4 separate regions of the Homo sapiens genome follow, and all the other regions are linked to region 3. Evidence: chromatin contacts called from ENCODE Hi-C or POLR2A ChIA-PET data. All regions are on one chromosome and are shown on one strand. Each heading gives the region's core, a stretch centred on a gene start or an enhancer-like site at or near the end of the contact. The rest is flanking DNA. Distances are from core to core; before and after follow the strand shown.

What was found. A loop is a pair of places that touch in the nucleus more often than their neighbours do. ChIA-PET counts read pairs that join two places held with the same protein, here RNA polymerase II (POLR2A). Pooled maps may share reads with other maps.
Region 1: a loop to region 3 is called in a map of naive thymus-derived CD4-positive, alpha-beta T cell, with 13 times the contacts of the local background. The contact joins the promoter of CASC2 here to the promoter of BUB3 in region 3. A Hi-C loop is called at or near these places in 1 of 168 maps with a recorded cell type or tissue (naive thymus-derived CD4-positive, alpha-beta T cell) and 8 of 50 pooled maps. POLR2A ChIA-PET finds 5 or more read pairs at or near these places in 1 of 52 experiments (activated CD4-positive, alpha-beta T cell).
Region 2: a pooled map shows a loop between it and region 3 (11-fold over the local background). The contact joins the promoter of BNIP3 here to the promoter of BUB3 in region 3. A Hi-C loop is called at or near these places in 7 of 50 pooled maps.
Region 4: a map of ascending aorta shows a loop between it and region 3 (7-fold over the local background). The contact joins the promoter of C10orf143 here to the promoter of BUB3 in region 3. A Hi-C loop is called at or near these places in 3 of 168 maps with a recorded cell type or tissue (ascending aorta and naive thymus-derived CD4-positive, alpha-beta T cell), 1 of 37 single-sample maps with no recorded cell type and 16 of 50 pooled maps. POLR2A ChIA-PET finds 5 or more read pairs at or near these places in 1 of 52 experiments (activated CD4-positive, alpha-beta memory T cell).

Annotation. Positions count from the first base shown.
Region 1 is chr10:118,043,904-118,048,382 of GRCh38, reverse strand. It overlaps CASC2 (cancer susceptibility 2), which reads right to left and starts at 1,562. Exons shown (of 4, transcript NR_026940.1): 1 at 1,280-1,562. It overlaps RAB11FIP2 (RAB11 family interacting protein 2), which reads left to right and starts at 1,442. Exons shown (of 5, transcript NM_014904.3): 1 at 1,442-2,572. The coding sequence starts at 2,220. RefSeq lists a silencer at 1,515-2,004.
Region 2 is chr10:131,979,980-131,984,528 of GRCh38, reverse strand. It overlaps BNIP3 (BCL2 interacting protein 3), which reads left to right and starts at 2,606. Exons shown (of 6, transcript NM_004052.4): 1 at 2,606-2,768. The coding sequence starts at 2,723. RefSeq lists silencers at 1,936-2,055, 2,096-2,285, 2,336-2,635, 2,866-3,095 and an enhancer at 2,503-3,427.
Region 3 is chr10:123,152,690-123,157,408 of GRCh38, reverse strand. It overlaps BUB3 (BUB3 mitotic checkpoint protein), which reads right to left and starts at 3,007. Exons shown (of 8, transcript NM_004725.4): 1 at 2,924-3,007; 2 at 2,297-2,491; 3 at 1,682-1,751. The coding sequence starts at 2,491. RefSeq lists enhancers at 2,357-2,426, 3,157-3,316, 3,153-3,322, 3,042-3,336 and a cis regulatory region at 3,237.
Region 4 is chr10:130,109,176-130,113,918 of GRCh38, reverse strand. It overlaps C10orf143 (chromosome 10 open reading frame 143), which reads left to right and starts at 3,089. Exons shown (of 4, transcript NM_001355042.2): 1 at 3,089-3,215. The coding sequence starts at 3,147. LOC102724883 (a long non-coding RNA gene) reads right to left here and starts at 2,626. Exons shown (of 3, transcript NR_188169.1): 1 at 1,803-2,626; 2 at 537-601. RefSeq lists enhancers at 1,785-1,914, 2,395-2,724, 3,585-3,764, 3,925-4,034, 4,625-4,743 and a silencer at 3,015-3,394.

The DNA.
Region 1 (4,479 bases), core at 313-2,812, 5.1 Mb after region 3:
TATTATAATTTTCTATTGTTTAATTACAACCTTTAATAGAGACATGAAGACTTTTAAAATGTATAAGAACTCTAAACTTAATTAAATTTGATTTCATGATGTTTATTTGGTTTTTGTAAGTTTCAGGTGTCAAATTATTTCTCCTTAGAGATCCTGGTGAAATTCCACCATTGACTGTTCCAACGTACTGTTTAAAAATCCCTAAGAATATTTTTCTTTAAAGTTGACAACTGTGCACTCTGGGATCCAGATGCTATATTCGCAGTACGATGATTTTGTTCTGTTTTCCACACATGGCCTTTTCATACACTGTCTCCCAGGGATGAAAAATTCTGCCTTGAATGAGAAGTTTTAAACCTTGCTTGAAAATAATAAACACGATACTTTACATGTTTATGGCCATTTAAGTTAAAAAAACGTGCATTTACATGTATCATATTGTTTTACTCTCAAAATTAGTCTTGTAAAGGGAAAAAAGGCATTAAGTAATTCAGTAAATTGTCTGCTGCATGCTAGCCACTATGAAGGGACTGCATGATAGACAAGGCAGTCCCAAAACTTAGAATTTCCTTGGGAAGGTAAGACACGAACAGAATTAACAGCAATGGGGTGGTACATAAGCGTCTCTTCCAATTGAGAAATAGAGGGGCAAAAGGAGATTTATGTGCCGCATTGTGCTAGGAAAGGCACATGTATTATCCCCTGAAACTCGAAACCCGTGTTTGGGGCATGGTCTCCACATGATTTGCACAGTCCACCACAGTGTGAGTCCCCACGGGGGTCCTTTTGACGTCGAGCCCATAGAGTCGTGATGGAGTCTTAGACATGAGGTAGAACTGGCTTTTTTACTCGTGAAAACACTGAGGCTCATGGAGGTGAAATGACTCGGCCAAGGTCACACACACTGATAGCGGCAGAGGCGCGGCCGGAACCAGGTCTTCTGATGCCAGCCCAGTGCCTCCCTACATCTCTACTCCCTGTGGAAACTATTTGCTTCCCTATCGCCCTTCGTCTGGGTGGGGGATGTCATTTTCAGTCAATTTACGGACTTTTCAAAAAGAGAAGGGTGGATAGGAGATTGGAGAAAAGTTTCCTTTCGGTCAGTGAAGAGGCCTGATTCGTTCCAACACCATTTATGGACCTGCTCCTGCCAGGCACTGGGCATCCAGGACACAGCGAACACAGATCCCCTGCCCTCAAAGACGCCCTAGTTAGGGGCGTCTCCGGGTCTTTGATGACCTCCTCTCACGAGCGGTCCCCAGCCCTCCCCAGGGCTCACCTGCCGGCCTCTGCAGGTACCCACGTCCCTAGGACCCGCCACTGGGCCAGGCCCAAGCAGCATCAAGCCCCGGGTCCCCGCCATTGCGCCCGCGTCGCGCGCCTCCAGTCGCCACGGCAACCAGGGAGGTGCTGACCCCTGACCTCGAGGCCCCGCCCCTTCACGTTCCCGAGACCAACATGGAGAAGGCCAACCCGGAAGTGCCGCCGCAGCCGCCCGCCCGGTGTTAGGAGCCGCCGGCCGGGCCAGGCCGAACCAAGCGCCCGCAGCCCTGCAGCCCGCTGCCCGCCCCACGTCCCGCCGGCGCCGGGGCGGCCGCGTTCCCCGCCCTCCCCCACTCCACCCCTGGCTACCCGCTCCCGCCCGAGAGGAGGAGCTGAGGCGAGGGGGAGGAGGAGGAGGGAGAGGTTTGCGAGAGGGAGCGAGGCCGCGTTAGCCGCCGGCGGTTCGTATTACCGGGGTCGGGAGGAGGAGCCGGGCCGAGCCTGCGGACGAACGCCGGGCGGGCGGGAGGCGCGGAGGCAGCGGAGGCTGCTCGGCCGCAAGGAGGCAGGCGGGAGGCCAGGGGTGCAGAATTGGGGCGGGGGCTCCCTTCACCCCCGCAGCCCTCCGCCCGGGTCCGTGTGGCCAGGCCTCACGTGCCCCGCAGGCCTGGGGAAGGTGGAGACAGGGGCGGGGGTCCGCGCAGAGGCCTGCACGGCGCGGCCAGGTGATGGTGGGCCTCTGTGTTTCTCCAGACGAAAGGGGACCCCCGGAGCGGCCGTGCCCCTGGGCTGCCCCCGCGAGGCGTTTTGACATCAGCCATAGGGAAGTCGGGGAGCCCTGAGCCTGCCTGTTTCCGTTAAGTGTCCTTAGGATGCAGTGATTAAGGAATTAGGCTCTCCCTCCGGGAGGGGCACTGCCTGTGCTAGGGAACTCGGGGGCAGAGAAACAGGACAGGATGATGCTGTCCGAGCAAGCCCAAAAGTGGTTTCCAACCCACGTGCAGGTCACAGTGCTCCAAGCCAAAGATCTGAAGCCAAAAGGCAAAAGTGGTACCAATGACACATACACTATAATTCAGCTGGGCAAGGAAAAGTACTCCACCTCTGTAGCTGAGAAAACCCTTGAGCCAGTTTGGAAGGAGGAGGCCTCTTTCGAGCTACCTGGATTGCTAATTCAGGGAAGTCCAGAGAAATACATTCTTTTCCTTATAGTTATGCACAGGTCCCTGGTGGGTCTGGATAAATTTTTAGGGCAGGTGGCAATCAATCTCAATGACATCTTTGAGGACAAACAAAGAAGGAAAACAGAGTAAGTTATGTAATTTATTTTGAATTTGGGGGAGTTTATATCTTATTTATGGTTTTTCTGTTCTTGGAAATTATCCGTATACTTCGGGCGTTGGTTTTTGGATTGAAATATGATCCAGTTTTAAGCACCATATTTGCATGAATCTGAAGTAAAAGTAGCACTCGTGATGAAATATTTTTTAAATGGAATCATTAATGATCCCTTATTCTTTCTGTTAAACATCTGTCAAATAATTGAATATTTTGTGGTGGATTTTAAGTAAGTTAACATTGTTTCAGTATGAGGACTGGATCACAGTATTGACCAACTAGAACTTCATATAAATTGTTATGGATTTTAAACCTTACAATTATCAATGAAATGGAAGATGAGAAATTAAATCTGGCAATGTAATGTTGATGTGTCGCACTTTGTAGCTGTCAAAAGATAAATCACCAGATTTAGAACTCAGTATTTCGTTTCAGCGTTATAAACACAGCTTTTATTTTAGCTCAGCCATTTTTCAGGGTCAGTGTGCCTTGATGGGAGTCTATACCTGTTAGAAAAAAAAAAAGTTTTAAAAGTATGTACAGACATCCTCAACTTCGAATGCACTTACATTTTCCTTTGAATTTGCAATTACATCAGAGTTATTGTATTCAGAATTGATTTTCCAAAGCTATTGTGTTTAGACCATATTAAATGCTGTAGGATGGAGAGAATGATAAATTTTTGTGATGAAATGATTTGATAACATCTTCAGTGGTCTTTTCAGTATGACTTTTGAGCTTGAGTTAGATACATTTTAATTTAAAAAATCATAATATAAATTAACACTAGGATATTGTGTCTTAAATTGAAAAAAAATATGTTTTTAGAGTTAAGTATACTCACCCCTTCCATAAACTTAAAAGGACATTATATTAATGAAATTAGTGAGAGAAAAATACTGGTTGAACTTCTAAGAGGACTTTCCATTTCCAAAATAGTGTTGGTGTTTTGTTCAGTTATAATTGAATTTATTTACTCTTTAAAAAACTTTCTTACAATGATATTTTTCTTGAAGTTTATGTTAATTCTTTACATTTTAAAACGACTCTCTCTTGTTCTTTTCTGTACATTTCTACTCTCAGGCTTCTCTTGATTGGAGTTTTTTTGTTTCATTTTAAATCAGGTCTTAACCTAAGATTTAATATATGTGGAGTAAAAGTGTAGAGAGATCAGAAATACTAGGAATGCAGGAGGAAAAATGGTACCATTTAATTGAGATGAAAATATTTTAGAAGGAGAGAAAAAGTTAAATGTAAAGTTTAATATATATCAGTGATTTGAATAATAAAATTATTTGATACCTAAAGAGTGGCATTCAGTTTCCTCCGAGGGATTCTTTATCAAATTGAAAGTGAAAAATGGATAATTACCAAATAATCTGTTTCAAATTGCCAATTTTGGGTGACACTTAGTAAATATTTAACGTGTTTTGAATGTAAACTATTAAGTATATTGCACCTTCAAATTCCTCACTTCATTTATAGTACTTTAATATTCATGGATCATGTATTTCAGGCCTTCTCTGAAACATAAATTTTCCTAGTGAAAGTAGGACCAAATGTGAACCCAAGGAGTCTGAGGATGAAATAACCTTTTACAATTTCTTCTTGTTTTACTCCTAGTCCTGGGCAACATCACAGTTACAATACATTTGGTGTGAGCAATACTCTAATATTATGGTCTCTCCTTATAGAAATTCTCTACTGGCTATTATATAAAATTGATTAGAACTTTAGGGGTAAAATGCTTTTAAATGTTATCAACAGGGTTTGTGATGTTATTGCATTCAAAGTGATTTTCATATATTGCTAAACCCTTAACATTTTATTTGTGGATAAATGGGGACCATGTATTTGATGAGATATCTTTATTGGTAA
Region 2 (4,549 bases), core at 1,357-3,856, 8.8 Mb before region 3:
AGAATGAGAAATTACTGAAATTATAAAAATACAGATCAAACAACTTTTTTTTCAACTGGCACTAATGACACGGATGGCTTAGGGCAAGCTTTGTCAGACCACTTATGGTCAGAGTCTTCCACCGACATTAGTAAAATATATTCAGCCACTTTCATTAAAGTGGAAGTAAACCTGATTAATCCTTTACCCAATATCAGACAATATCCTCTAAGGCCTGAAGCAAATGAAGGAATAAGATCCGTAACAAAAGACTATATTAAAAGGGGTCTAATTATTCCTTGCGCCAGCATGTAATACTCCAATCCTTCTTGTAAGGAAGCCGAATGGGAAGAGCTGGTATTCTGTACAAGATTTGAGAACCGTCATCAACACTGTGATCCCCAGACATCTGGTAGTACCAAAGCCCCATCCTCTTTCGGCAGCTGGAAGTGAGACACTGTGACTCATTTATGTAGTGCCTTCTTTAGTATTCCAGTGGACCTAGAGTCAGTATTTGTTTGCTTTTACTTGGGATGACTGCGAGCATATCTGGCCTATCAGGAAATATTGCTGATGAAACTGCTGCCTCCATCACAGCCCAACAAAAAGCTACTGACTCACTGGCTAAGGCTGCACTGGACGACTGCATTGCTTTCGATTATTAGCTGAGCAAGCAAGTCTATGTATGGTGGCAAATACCTCTTGATGTGCATAAACCCTTTCCACGAAGTAGAAACTCATATGGGAAAAAGTACAAGCCACTAGGCTACACTATTCTGAACAATTCTCCATTTGATTTTCTTCGTAATACTTTTAGTTGACTCCCTCGAATAGGTTCCGTTTTTCATTCTGGCATACACATTCTCTTTTTCATTGTAATCCTTATGTGCACCGTACTTGGTAACATTTTTGTTTTAATAGAGATGGAGTCTTTCTGTGTTGCCAGGTTGGTCTTGAACTATCAGGCTCAAGTGACCCTCCTGCCTTGGGCTCCCCAAATGCTGGGATTACACACAAGAACCACTGCCTGGCCAGCACTACAGTTCTACTATCGAAATTATTAATGCTATGCTATGTATCTCTGGCGGTTTTTTTTTTTTTTTTTTTGAGACAGGGTCTCACACTGTTGCCCAGGCTGGAGGGTAGTGGCCTGATCATGGCTCACTGTAGCCCCTACCTCCTGGGCTCAAGGAATCCTCCCACAGCAGGTGCCACCATACCCAGCTAAGTTTTTTGTATTTTTTTAGGGGAGAGAAAGCGTTTCGCCATATTGCCCAGACTGGTCTCCAACTCCTGGGCTCCAGCGATCCTCCTGCCTCGGCCTCCCAAAGTGCTGAGATGAAAGACATGCGCCCCACACTGGCCTCTGGATGTTTGTTACTCCTGAGAAAACTAAAATCATGGCACTCCAAAGACTAGAGACGATTCAACAGGCAAGAGCAGGGATGAAATGCACGCAGCGACTGAGGTCTGGCTTCGCGGCTCTGTGACCCCGGTTCAGCTTCTGAGCGCCTGGTTCCTTGGCGGGACGCCTCCTCCTTTCCCGCAAGACCAGACACGACTGTCTGGGAAGCAGCGTTTCTGGGGCGCACCTTGACACTTGGATTTGGATCAACAATGCTTTCAAGAAGAAAGACTTTTGATCAAAAGCGGGAAATGAGAAAGCGACTTTCCTCTGAAAAGTGCCTCCCAGTCCCGAGGCTGCGAGGCCCCCACGCCAGGCTGGCTCCCACGGAAGCCGGGCACCCACCCGGCCCGACCAAGCGCCACTCCGCCCCGTGGACGGGGCGTCCCACCCCGGGGACGCCCGCCCCACACCGCGTTTGCACCCCGGAGGCCCCTTGCCGCAGAGGCGGACGGCGCGCCTCTCCCGGGCCCCTGGGGTCCGCGCCTCCCTCGGGCAGACTCTTTCGACTCTGCTCGAGCCTCCGCTTCTTCCTGCGGGCGGACGCCCCGGACACAACGGGCCCCGCTGTTCACGCAGGGGCGCCCCGGCGGGGCGGGCAAAGACCCGGGGACGCGGTCCCGTCCCGAGACGCTCAGCTCCGGCCCACCGCTCGCAGCTCCCGCCCCGGGCGCAGGTCCCGACCCCACGGGCCGTCTCGGAGCCGCAGCGGCCGCTTCCCTGCACGTCCTCACGCCCCCCGCACGGACGCCGCCAGCCCCGCGCCTCAGTTTCCCCACTAGCAGGATGGAAAGACGGGCCCCGCCCCGAAGCGTAGCGGCGTCTCCGTGGTAGCCAGTGCCCAGAGAGTCCGCCGGTCCCACCGCCCCTTCAAAGGAGAACCCGGCCCACCGCCCGCCGCGGCGGCGACCGCGCAGCCCACTCGTCACGCGGCCCGCGGCGTCCAGCCCGGGCCGGCTCACCTCAGGCGGTCGCTGCCGCCCTCGCGCCTGCGCGCCCCTCGCCCCGCCCCTCTCCCCGCCCGCGTCCCGCGCACCGCAGGCCTCTGCCCCTCGCCCACCGCAGGACCCGCCCCGCGCACGCGCCGCACGTGCCACACGCACCCCACGCCCCTGCGCACGCGCAGGCCCCAAGTCGCGGCCAATGGGCGACGCGGCCGCAGATCCGCCCGGCCCCGCCCTGCCCTGTGAGTTCCTCCGGCCGGGCTGCGGGGCTCCGCTCAGTCCGGGAGCGCAGCTGGGCCGCGGCGCTCCGACCTCCGCTTTCCCACCGCCCGCAGCTGAAGCACATCCCGCAGCCCGGCGCGGACTCCGATCGCCGCAGTTGCCCTCTGGCGCCATGTCGCAGAACGGAGCGCCCGGGATGCAGGAGGAGAGCCTGCAGGGTGAGGCGGAGGAGGCGGCGCGGGAGCCGAGGGGGCGCGGGGGGGAAGCCTGGGGAAGGCCAAGAGGGCGCCAAGGGGAGGTTGCCGGGGAGGCCTAGGGGGCATCGCGGGCCGGGCGAGGCTGCGCCATCCTCCCCTTCCGTACCCACCCCTCCTGCGGGCATGCGGAGCCCGGGGCGTGGGGACCCCGCGTACTGCCCGGGGTTCGCGGCCTCGCCACTCGGGCGGGGGTTGGCTTGGACCCGGGTCGGACCGCACGGGAAAGCCCCGATTCTCCAGCTCCGCGCGAGCTAGAATTCCACCTGGAGGTGAATCTGCGTCTCGCAGTTGGACCGAACAGCCTCAAAGTCCACGTTGCCCTCCGCGGTCTGTAGTTCAGACCAGTATTGGTTTTAATGACCAAACACCAAGGCGTGGCAAGTGGCCTGTTATGAGCTTTAATTTTGTTATTAATGTTTATATCCATGGTGACTGTTAGGATTTCCTCAAGGGTGAACGCGGAGATGGGAGGGGGTTACAGCGTTTTTAAAATATGGCATTAAATGGGCATGTTCCAATTTCACTAGAGGGTCGTTCCAAAACAAAGCTTTAAATGACTTACGGGTTAAGAAAACACAAGCAAAAGGACGCTGCCCGTGCAGCACTCAGTCGTTACAGCCTGCCTAATGCCCGAGTAGAGGCTCGCTGTGTGCCCTTGGCTAGATTCGCAAGACCATCCGTTCACGCAGCGGGAAACGCAGGCCCGGGGTGCAGGACTTGCCCCACGCACAGCCGGGTGGCGTGGAGACCCACCCCACCCGGTGGGTCCGCGTCAGAGTCCAGACGAGCCTTTGCTCAGGGAAGCGGGCACTGAAGCCGCCTTCCCAGGGTCCCTAGGGCCAAAGCCTCGGAGGAGGGACCTGGTGGCAGCTGACCTTTGTGTTCTTTGAAGCCAGAGTTTACTAAGCAAAATTAGCATGTAAATAAGCTTGGGAAAGGACTGCTGAAACCTCTGACAGTGAACTTTTAATCTTCATTGAGAGTTTTTAAAACCATATATTCACATAAATTTAGTGAGTTGCTAATTTTATTACAAAAAAAAAGATTTTACTAGGCAGGACTTAGTTACCGTAATATATTGAATAATATATATATATACATATGAACACTACAAGCTTTTTTTTTTTACCTTTTTTTTTTTTTAAGAGACGGGGTCTCACTGTGTTGCCCAGGCTGGTCTGAACTGGGCTCAAGCGATCCTCCCGCCTCGGCCTCCCAAAGTGCTGGGATTATAGGCCTGAGCCACCAGGCGCGCCTGGCCTAAAACCATATTCTTTAAAATCCTGTAATTCGGATTTTTCCTCTTGAAATTTAAACATTGGCTAATTACTATTTTGAAATAGATTAAGAGGTGTTTTCCTATCTTTTGTCATAAAATAAAGTCCAAGGGATGTTTTTATAAACTCTTTGCCATAAAATCACCCATTTTCCGGTTGTGAAGCCGCGTTACTCCTGACATTGTGCGTTTCACTGTCCGGCTGGGATCTGGGCGCTGGGAGGTGGAGGGGGCTCCGGGGGGCTCGGTCCTCTCTCCAATATGTAACTTACACAGGCTGCTGAGTCATTGGCAGTGCAAGGCGGCCAGCGCCGGAGTTACGAGATTTTTGTTTTTCTGTTTTGTTTATTCTATAAAAAGATAGTTACCCGCGGGGTGGATCCCATGTAGGCGATTCCTTGGGCCGCCCTGAGTGTCCGCGCGGCAGGACGGGGCCACTGTGGGCTCGGCGTGGGCGGGGTTGGCC
Region 3 (4,719 bases), core at 1,758-4,257:
GAACTGCGTTTACCTCTGTGATCTCTGCCCGTATCTAGTGCAAGGTCTGGTACAGGCTAGGTGCTCAAGAAATATCTGTTGAATAAACAAATGAATGGAGAACTCTGGTCTTCTGGATCAACAACATTTATGTTGAACATTAAGCCAATGCTGCTAAGAAACTTATTTACATGGCTAAAGGGTTATGAGAACTGGGAGTGAAGTCCTCTCATTACTGCACTTGGTTCCACTGTGGTTCAAATTTTCAATAGACATTTTCTTTTCAATTTGAACCTTCTCACTATATCTCATTTATTCCTTCAACTAACATCTACTATGTACCAGAATCTGTGCCAACTGCTAAGGATATAGGAATGAACAATATATGGTCCTGACCTGCAAACAGTAAGATTAGCCCCAGCATTTTGGGAGGCCAAGGTGGGCGGATCACGAGATCAGGAGTTCAAGACCATCCTGGACAACACAGTGAAACCCCGCCTCTACTAAAAAATACAAAAATTAGCCGAGCATGGTGGCGCACACCTGTAGTCCCAGCTACTCGGGAGGCTGAGGCAGAATTGCCTGAATGCGGGTGGCGGAGGCTGTGGTGAGCCAAGATCACACCACTGCACTCCAGCCTGGTCAACAGAGTGAGACTCTAGCTCAAAAAAAAAAACAAGAAAGAAAAAGAAAGGATTTCATGAAGTTTGGCAGTGACTTTCATAGAATAAACAGCTAATTCTCTATGTAACACTGAAAATCGAGACGTTTGCTTTTCAGTGTTTCTCCCTACCCCTACAAGTTTCTGAACAAATAGAACCTAGACTTACAAGCTTACTTATTACACAGGGTAAGCTACTGGCAAACAAAACCCAATACCTGCAGTATAAGTTACAGAAGAAGTAGCTTTCATGCAAAAGCCTCTTCTAATTGGGTGCTTAGTTTTTTGACAAAATGTGGCCATCCTCCATCCATTCTCCTGTTGCTCAACTCATCTTCTCTCTAGTCATATCTCTGTACCCTCCTATCTCCTTAGAATACCTATGTCTGATGAATACACATGCAAACAAATGTTCAGCTAGAGAGCTCTATGCATTTGGGCTCCAGTCCAATCTCTAACACTGTGCCAATGTCACCAAAAAAATTTGAGTAAGTCATTTCATATCTGGATCTCTAAGAAATTACTTAACCGAAAGGAAATGTATCATCTAGTTACTCATTCAAAAAATGCAACGGAAACATATTTTGCTAAATACCTAAAACAAACACAATTAATATAGACATGATTGCCTATTTTTTGTCAGGTTTTAAATCTACCTTTAGCTTCTGAAAACTAAATTAGCTTCTAAAAACTGAACTCTCAAAACATCAGCATTGTAGTGGAAAATCCTAATGAAACGCTGGCCAGTCTGGGATCCAGCCCACTTCTAAGGACAAAATAAAGGCCAAATACTTGAGTGTCAATTTATGTAAACACTGACAATGGCGACCATAACTGGCTTTACTGCAAAAATACATGCATAATATTCTGTAATCAGTAACTTAATGGTTATCATTTAAATTAAAAAAATCCTAAATTCAAGCCACCTGTACTTAAGCAACTTAGTAACTAAGCAATTTAGGAACCACTCTTCCTACATAAACATTTATACTTAAGAACACTAGCCAAGAAAACAAACTGGTAAAGATATGGTCACATTACCTTGATCAGTGTTCAAATCATGCATTTTCAATTGATGATCTAGTCCTCCACTCCAGGCATGCGTTGGATCCTATAAAATAGTTTTGAACCGTTTAAAAACTAGAACTTTTGAAAGGGTTTCAACATTCTTATTTCTACAAGCAAGTGTTCAGTTTATGCTCGGGATATGCACTGGGCTCAACTATTCATGGTAAACAAACCAAAAAACAGCATAAAAAAGCAAGTGGTCACTAAACTCCTGTGTCTGGAAATTAAAGGAGGGCTGCTTTATCCTAGCCAACACGCTAGCTGAGGGTAAACATACATTTCCCCTAAACGGTTCCTTTCAATACGGCAGCCAAAACAGTATTGTTGCAAATATAATGATCGTATTTTCAGAAAGTTTAGAGTTACTCCACAAGCGTGTAACAGAAAAGGGGAGACGGAGTTTCCAATGTCTGCATGTCTCCAACCCAAAACGGTACAGGTTCAAGGCAGATGCTCCTGAAAAGCTAAAGAACTGTCCAAATAACCCCACCGACAGACGCCTCTACCCAACACTGGAAAAGAAACGCTCCTCACGTGGAGAATCGTTAACACAGTAAGAGGGCAGGAGCAGGGCGGGAGGGCACCTACGTAGAAGGCGCAGTCCAGGACGGCGCCGGTGTGCTGGTACTTGAGCCGCATGGAGTTGGCCGGCACATCGTAGAGACGCACGGACGTGTCCCAGGAGGAGACAAGCAGGAACTGGGAGGTGTTGGGGCTGAACTTCACGGAGGAGATGCCATCCTCGGGTGGCTGGTTCAGCTTGAACTCGTTAGAACCGGTCATCTGCAGAACAGGCGCCCAGAGTCCCCAGGGGTCCCGCGGGCTGGGGCTGCGCACTGACAGCCTGGCACTGGGGGTCCCCCCAGAGGGAGGGGCCGAGAGGACGACCGCGAGGAGACTCTGCGCTTGCGCCTGCGCCGAGCACTCGCCCGCCAAGGTCCGGACTCGCCCCATCATCCGGCCCCCGCCGCGCCCAAACCGGCCCAGCCCGCACCGCCGTCCCCCTAAACCCAGCCCGGCCCACAGCGATGCCCGGACCCCAGACTGTTCCCTTTCCCCTCTCCCGGGGTCCCGTCGCCCCGGGCACTCCTAAAAATAAAGGGAAAACAACAGAAACGAAACGGGATCCCCTGCGAATCGAACGGCCCTGCCAGTTGCGGACCCGGGAAGTCCCTGGAGAGCCCGCTCCCGCACACCGTCGCCTCGCCTCCCTACCTTGGGCTCCCCTCAGAAGCAACGTTTCCACTACTCGCCACTCGCTGCGGCCGCCGCCGCCTCCTTGCTTCCCTCAGAACACTCGCAGGCTAGGCGAAGGAGGCGGAGAGGAAGCTCCAGTGTAGACCTGCCATTGGCTGATTTCAAACGCCAACGTCTCAGTCTAGGGGGCCGATTGGTCCGCTCAGCTGCCCAGCATCGGTCAACCCAGTCATCCTGTTCCGGCTCAAAGGGAAACCGCTGCTTTTCCGATCACGTGGGCTCATTTTACCACCGCGCTGGGGCATCAGCGTTCGAGCTGGACGCGTGGAAACTACACCTCCCAAGGAGCATCGCGCCAAGGCTCTGTTCATGCCCTCTCCCGCCTGCGTATGGCATTCTGGGAAATGTAGTTTTCTAGGGGCTGACGCTCTGCCCGCCCTCTTCATAGAAAGCGGGAAAGATCTTTACAGCTCTGTCCATGGCGCCCTCCCCTTGAAGTTAGTCTCTGAAACACAAGAATCCCATTTTGGGCAATACTTATATAGTCCTAAAGTTGTCTCCCTATCCCTGGGCGTGCACACGCCCGTGAAGCTAACCAAAAGTTGATGTAGAGGAGGAAATATTTGCTCTATCAACTGCATTATTTTGCCTTGATTTTTTTTTTCTCATTTCTTGGGAATTTCCACCTATAAACCAGGGTCTCCCATTTCCCATTGTCTCAAGTTCTGCTGAAGAAACCCATTCATATTTATATTATGCTTTATCTCTCCACCCCATCTTTCCACAAACATTTATTGAGCCTCCACTGGCGCCAGGCCTGGTGAGAGGCTCTGGAAAGATGCATGTAATCAGACCAGCCTTTGCCCTTCAGGAACCCCCCTTCAGAAGGGTGAACAGCCTGGGAGACAGTACTCTGCAATGTGTTAAAGCTCCCACCACTTCTTTTAGAGCTCTTTTTTGAAGGGTCCTGAAACGACAGCTACAAGCCTCTCCCCTTCCACTCTGTCCTGCCACTCCCCAAAGTTGCAGGCTCAGTGTGCTCCATTTGCTGTTTTCTAGAATCCTCTAGAAATGAGGATCAAGAAGGTTGCTTGAGTATGAGAAATTATTTTATCTCCATGAAAGAAAAGCAATACTTAATCAGTAGAATGAAGTGACTGAGTTATTCTTGAATGTCAAAGGCTCACTGAAAAATTTCAATTTAATCCATGCTTTAACCGCTTTTTCACTGCCTTTTGTAAAAGAAAAATATATATCGTTTTATTTGATTTTGTGTGAAGTGAGAGAAAATTGTGGGGTTAAAGTGATTAACTTTTAAGGGACATTAATGAGAAAGTGTTGATGATCTTTATGCATTCACACACCCTGAATTGGATGCACCTCTTTCTGTGATTCCTGACACAAGAAACACACATACAACAACAACCTTTCTGCCTACTGCATTGATGACATTACTGCTGAAAGACTCTTGCCCTCCTTCCTTGCCAGTCCTGGTACTTGGTTCTCTATCTCTTCTCTTTCCACAAGTTAATGGCTGAATTCAAAATTTTGAAATGCAGTTCCTTACTTCCATTCTAACTTTAGCTAAATAATTTTACCTCCTGACTTATCTGGTTCCTTCTCCCAGTTGTTTATTTAATTATATTATTGTTCCAAGATTCTGAGCATGAATTACCCACTAATAAAATCTAAGTGTATTTCATTATCCAGTGTGTGTATGATTCAGGTCCCTCTGGGCATGCAGTTGCAGCCCGACTCGATTTGAGTTTTAAGAAACGTCAATCTTTTAAATCCAGTTTAGAGGCTGAAAGGAG
Region 4 (4,743 bases), core at 1,840-4,339, 7.0 Mb before region 3:
ATGCCTGGCTAATTTTTGTATTTTTAGCAGAGACAGGGTTTTGCCATGTTGGCCAGCTGGTCTTGAACTCCTGGCCTCAGACAATCCGCCTGTCTTGGCCTTCCAAAGTGCTGGGATTACAGGCATAAGTCACTGTGCCTGACCTCCCATATTTTCTTCTAATAATTAATCTATTTAACATATTAAAATAGTGAGCATTCAAACCATCACTTTATAGATGTCACATATTATTTTTAAAGTTTTTCAAACTTAAGATATTGAGAATTTAAATAAATATACTATGTAAATAATAGGAGAGGTTTAGCATACATCTTGCAGTTAGTACCCAAGTGACTGATGCTTGGTAAATACTGTGCTAAGCTAAACTGCATCCTTCTAAATATACCTATTGCTGTATCTCATTCCTAAGCTAAGCAGTCCCCCCCCCAGTACCCAATGGTTGCCTCATGCATCCATTTAAGAAAGACAGCAGACCAAAACTGGAGTCACTAAATGCTAAGGATTCATGCTACCAAACTGAAACCTGGGTTGCTTACTTGTAAGATCTTCTGAGAAATCAGGAGAGGGATGAAAGCCAAATTACATTACACCAAGATTTCGTCTACACCTCTATAAGGAAAGTAACCTTGAAATGACTGATCTGCTATTTGTTCATTCTTCCTGCTTTCCTCCACTTTTTCCTGCCTGTCAAACTCACCCACTCGGTCCTCATTGGAGCACCTTTCTATCTTGTAGACTGCCTGGTGCATGCAATGCTATTAAAAACCAATCAGATCTTTGAAACTAAATTTGTTGAAATTTTGTTCTTATACACATCTGAAAAGCAGCCATCAGTATAAAGGCCAGCGAATCAAAAGTGGGTAACAAAGCAAGTCATCTAATCTAAACTGCAAGACAAGCATTTTGAGAGGCCTACAACATACCTTATTTTCAATTCTGAAATGCAGAAAGTCCTCCAAATTAGTTTTTCCCCACGCTTGGAGTAAACTCATTTGAACTGATATGAGACTATTTACAACCTTTATTTATTTATTGTATTTATTTTATTTGAGACAGGGTCTCACTCTATTGGCCAGGCTGGAGTGCTGTGGTGTGATCACAGCCAACTCACTGCAGCCTCAACCTTCCAGGCCCAAGCAATCTTCCCACCTCAGCCTTCTGAGTAGCTGGTACTACAGGTGGGCGCCATAGTGCCCGGCTAATTTTGTTATTTTTATTTTGTAGAGACGGGGGTCTCACTGTGTTGCCGAGGCTGGTCTCAAACTCCTGGGTTCAAGCAATCCTCCCGCTTTGGCCTTCCAAAGTACTGGGATTACAAGCATGAGCCACTGTGCCTGGCCCTATTTACAACCTTTATATATCCCACTTAGGGTGAATATTTGTGAATACTCACACATTTCTGCTATAGAAACATTGTTTGACTACGGGGGCATACAATATATCTCACCTTTTTTAAACATTCAAAAAATTCTGAATTTCACAAACACATCTGGCCTGAAAGGTTTTTGATAAGGGACTGTGAATCAGTGGTGGCATAATTAGTCTTAGGAGTACTAACTAATAGGAGAAATGTTACATTTGTTAAGTACTTAGTTTGTGTCCAGCATTGTTCTAAGTATCTTCTAGGTAAATGCCTCATGTAATCCTCACGATCTCTATGCTTTATCATCCTATCCTTTATAAATGAGGAAACTGAGGGAGATTAACTATTTAATTTGCTGAGGATCATGCAGCAAATAGCCCGAAGAGGGATTCATGCGTTTCACCATAATGGTTAAGAACAGGGCTTTGTCAAAGGATACCTTCAACTGCAGCAGAATGATGGACTCAAATCACAGAGACACGACAAAGTGACGGGTAGTCAGCTGTGGGTTGGTTCAGAGGCTCAGGCTGTTCCGGCTCTAGGTGATTTCCTGCTTTCCTAGGGTTCCCACCAGCTGCCCTCATGGTGACAAAAAGGCTGCTGCAGCTCCAGGAAACTTACACTGGGCAAGGACAACAGGAAGAAAACAGCCCCCACCCACCCAACTCCCCTTTTAACTAGAAGATCTTTCCCGAAACTCTGCCTCAACAGACCTCGCTTACTTCTCCCTGGCCCGTACTAGGTCGTGTACCCATCGTTAGCCAATCGCTGGCAACGGATTGGCCCCGTTTTAATTTATCCAAAAAAGGCGCCAGTCTGGGCTGTTTGGAGCAGTCAAGGGAGCTCCGTGCTAAGGCAGGAGGGGCCTGGACATGCGGCTGCAGGAGTCCGGGCCTCGGTGCCCTAAGATGAGGGCTCAGTGGTGCTCAGCACCGCGCCGGGCCAGAGACTGAGCCGCCGCCGGCTGTTGAGGGTTGGTTGGCTGAATCCCCGGCAGGGGCCAGGCGGAGCGAACATCACCGCGGCAACTGCCTCCACAGCACACACTCCCGACAGTGGCTGCGCTTTTCCCCTTCAGCACAGCCCAAAGGCCCCGGCAGCTCAGCACCTGCGACCTCCTAGTGCCCTCCAGCCTACGGAGGAGTAGAAGTCCTTCCGGGGCCTCCCAACCAGCAGCCACCAGCCACCAGCCACAAAAGCCGTGAGCCGCGCGGGGCTGGCCTGAAAGCTCTGCGTCTTCCCACCGCGGCAACAGCAGCTCCCACCCGGAAGCGAGGCAGCCCTGCGGACCACAACTCCCAGAAACACCCGCTGTCTCGCTCAAGCTAATTGACCCGCTGCGCCATCTATTAGCCAACCAGCCACAGGGAGACGGCTCCCCACGAGGCCTAACAACCAATCATAAGACAGAGGAGGCGGGCGCTCCTCCAGCCGATCCACGGGGTGTTGTCAAAAGTTTGGCGGGATCCTGAAAGAATGCTTTCTTTAGAGCCCCACGGCTGCTCCTGTGAAGGGAGAAGCGACAAGCAGAGATATGCAGGGACCTCTCTGCGAAGTAATGACTTGGGGCAGACGGACAACGCCCACAGCATCCCAATAGTCTCAGAAGACTCTGGTCTCTGCTACTCCTGCCTGCGGTCCTCGCCTTGGTGCTCTCGCGCTTCCCGCGGCGTCCCGCCCCTCCCTCTCCTTATTGGCTCCCCAGGGCCTTGTGCGGAAGGGGGCGTGGTGCGCGGGCCTCGGCCAGGCCTGAGATGCCGGGAGGGTTTGACCCTGGGGCTGCATGGACAGCTTAGCGCTCGGCCGCTGGCGACAGCGGAGGGCGGAGGATCTGCAGGTTCCGGGGGACGTGGTGAGCCCCCGGGGCCTGGGCGTTAGGGACGGGAGGGCGGATGGCCCCTGGGCGGGTTCCCACCGCGCCTCGTTTTTGCCGGCGCGGCCCTGCCTGTGAGGAGGCCTGGCCCAAGACACTCGCACGCTCGCGTACGTCCCTGGGAGGGCGTGGCCAGTGATGGGCGTGGCCTGTTAGGGCGGGGTTGTGACGCCGCTCTCCCGGTTTCGCGCCTGCGCGGTCGGGCGCGGAGCTCGGGCACCTTCCTGACCCACACGCTCACTGGGGCTCCAGACCCAGGCTCCCTAAAACATGGGCCGAGACTCATTGCAGGACCTCGGGTGCTTGGTATCCGTGTCATGTCTTCTCCTGCCGTCTACACCTGACTGTTCCTGAGTCTCGTTCACTGAGCGCCTGCCACGTGCCAGGCCCAGGGCTGGGTGTTGGGGGACGAGTACGTGGGGAGCGAACACGCGCAGAAAATTACCCGGCATTGAGCGTGTTAGTGCTTCTTGGGCTGAGTCCATTAACTGATGAGCAGAGGGTAAGATGAGATGGTAATGGGGAGACTTGCACAAGATCCCAGGGTGCGTGGGTAAGTCAGGTATGTGTGAGACTTGAAGGATGACCGGGGGTAGGCAGGATGGGAGGTGACAAAAAACAGTGTTGGAGGAAGGAGCTTAGCGTCTTAGGGGCACTGAAAGAAGTACTGCAGGATTGGAGCTGGAAGACAGAGCTGCTTGGCATTCCTGTATTTTATCTTCCACCTCTGCTTGCAAATTGGCCAGTTCTTACTTAACCTCGTTTATTTCAAAGTTCCTCGCTAGGGGCAGCAGTGAGCAGCCAACATACCGCATATTTGCTTTTTTTTTTCTTCTAGAGCTACACAGGCTTGGTAAGTGCAGGATCCGTCTTCCCAGTTAATACAGGCAGCATTTTTTTAGATGTCTTTACTGCGTAGCGGGAATGACTAGCTTTCTACCCTGCACCATCTCTTTCCTCACTACTCACTGCCTGGCCGTGAAGCCAGTACCACTTAGGTTTCTATCACAGCCGCACCCCTCCTCCAGGTACCAATTGTTATATTACTAGGGTGCAGGTTACCCCAGTAATATAGTAATAATATGGTATAGTAATGTAGTATAGTAATAGTATAGTACAGTAATATAGCAGGTTAGGGTGCTTTTGTAACCAAGAGCCTTCAAAGCACGCTGGCCCTAACAAGATGGAAGTTTGATTCTCCTGCACAGAACAGCATGGACGTGAGCAGTCCAGTGGGGTGGAGCCCAGGGTCACTAAATATAGGCGTAGGGCTGGTGGTACCCAGATCAGGGGATATGCGGGGACCTAAGTTCCTTCCCCTCACACCATCCCCTGGGTGTCACCCTCCTCTGCATAGCCAAGGGTGGCTCACTGCTACTGTGCTACCAGATGGCAGAAAAACAAACAGAAAAGTGACATGATTATGCTGATGTGTTGAGACCTTACTTCACTGCCCTGGAAAATGAAAGGTGTGATCAGGGTGCAGGCAGGGAGGCAAGGCTTGTGG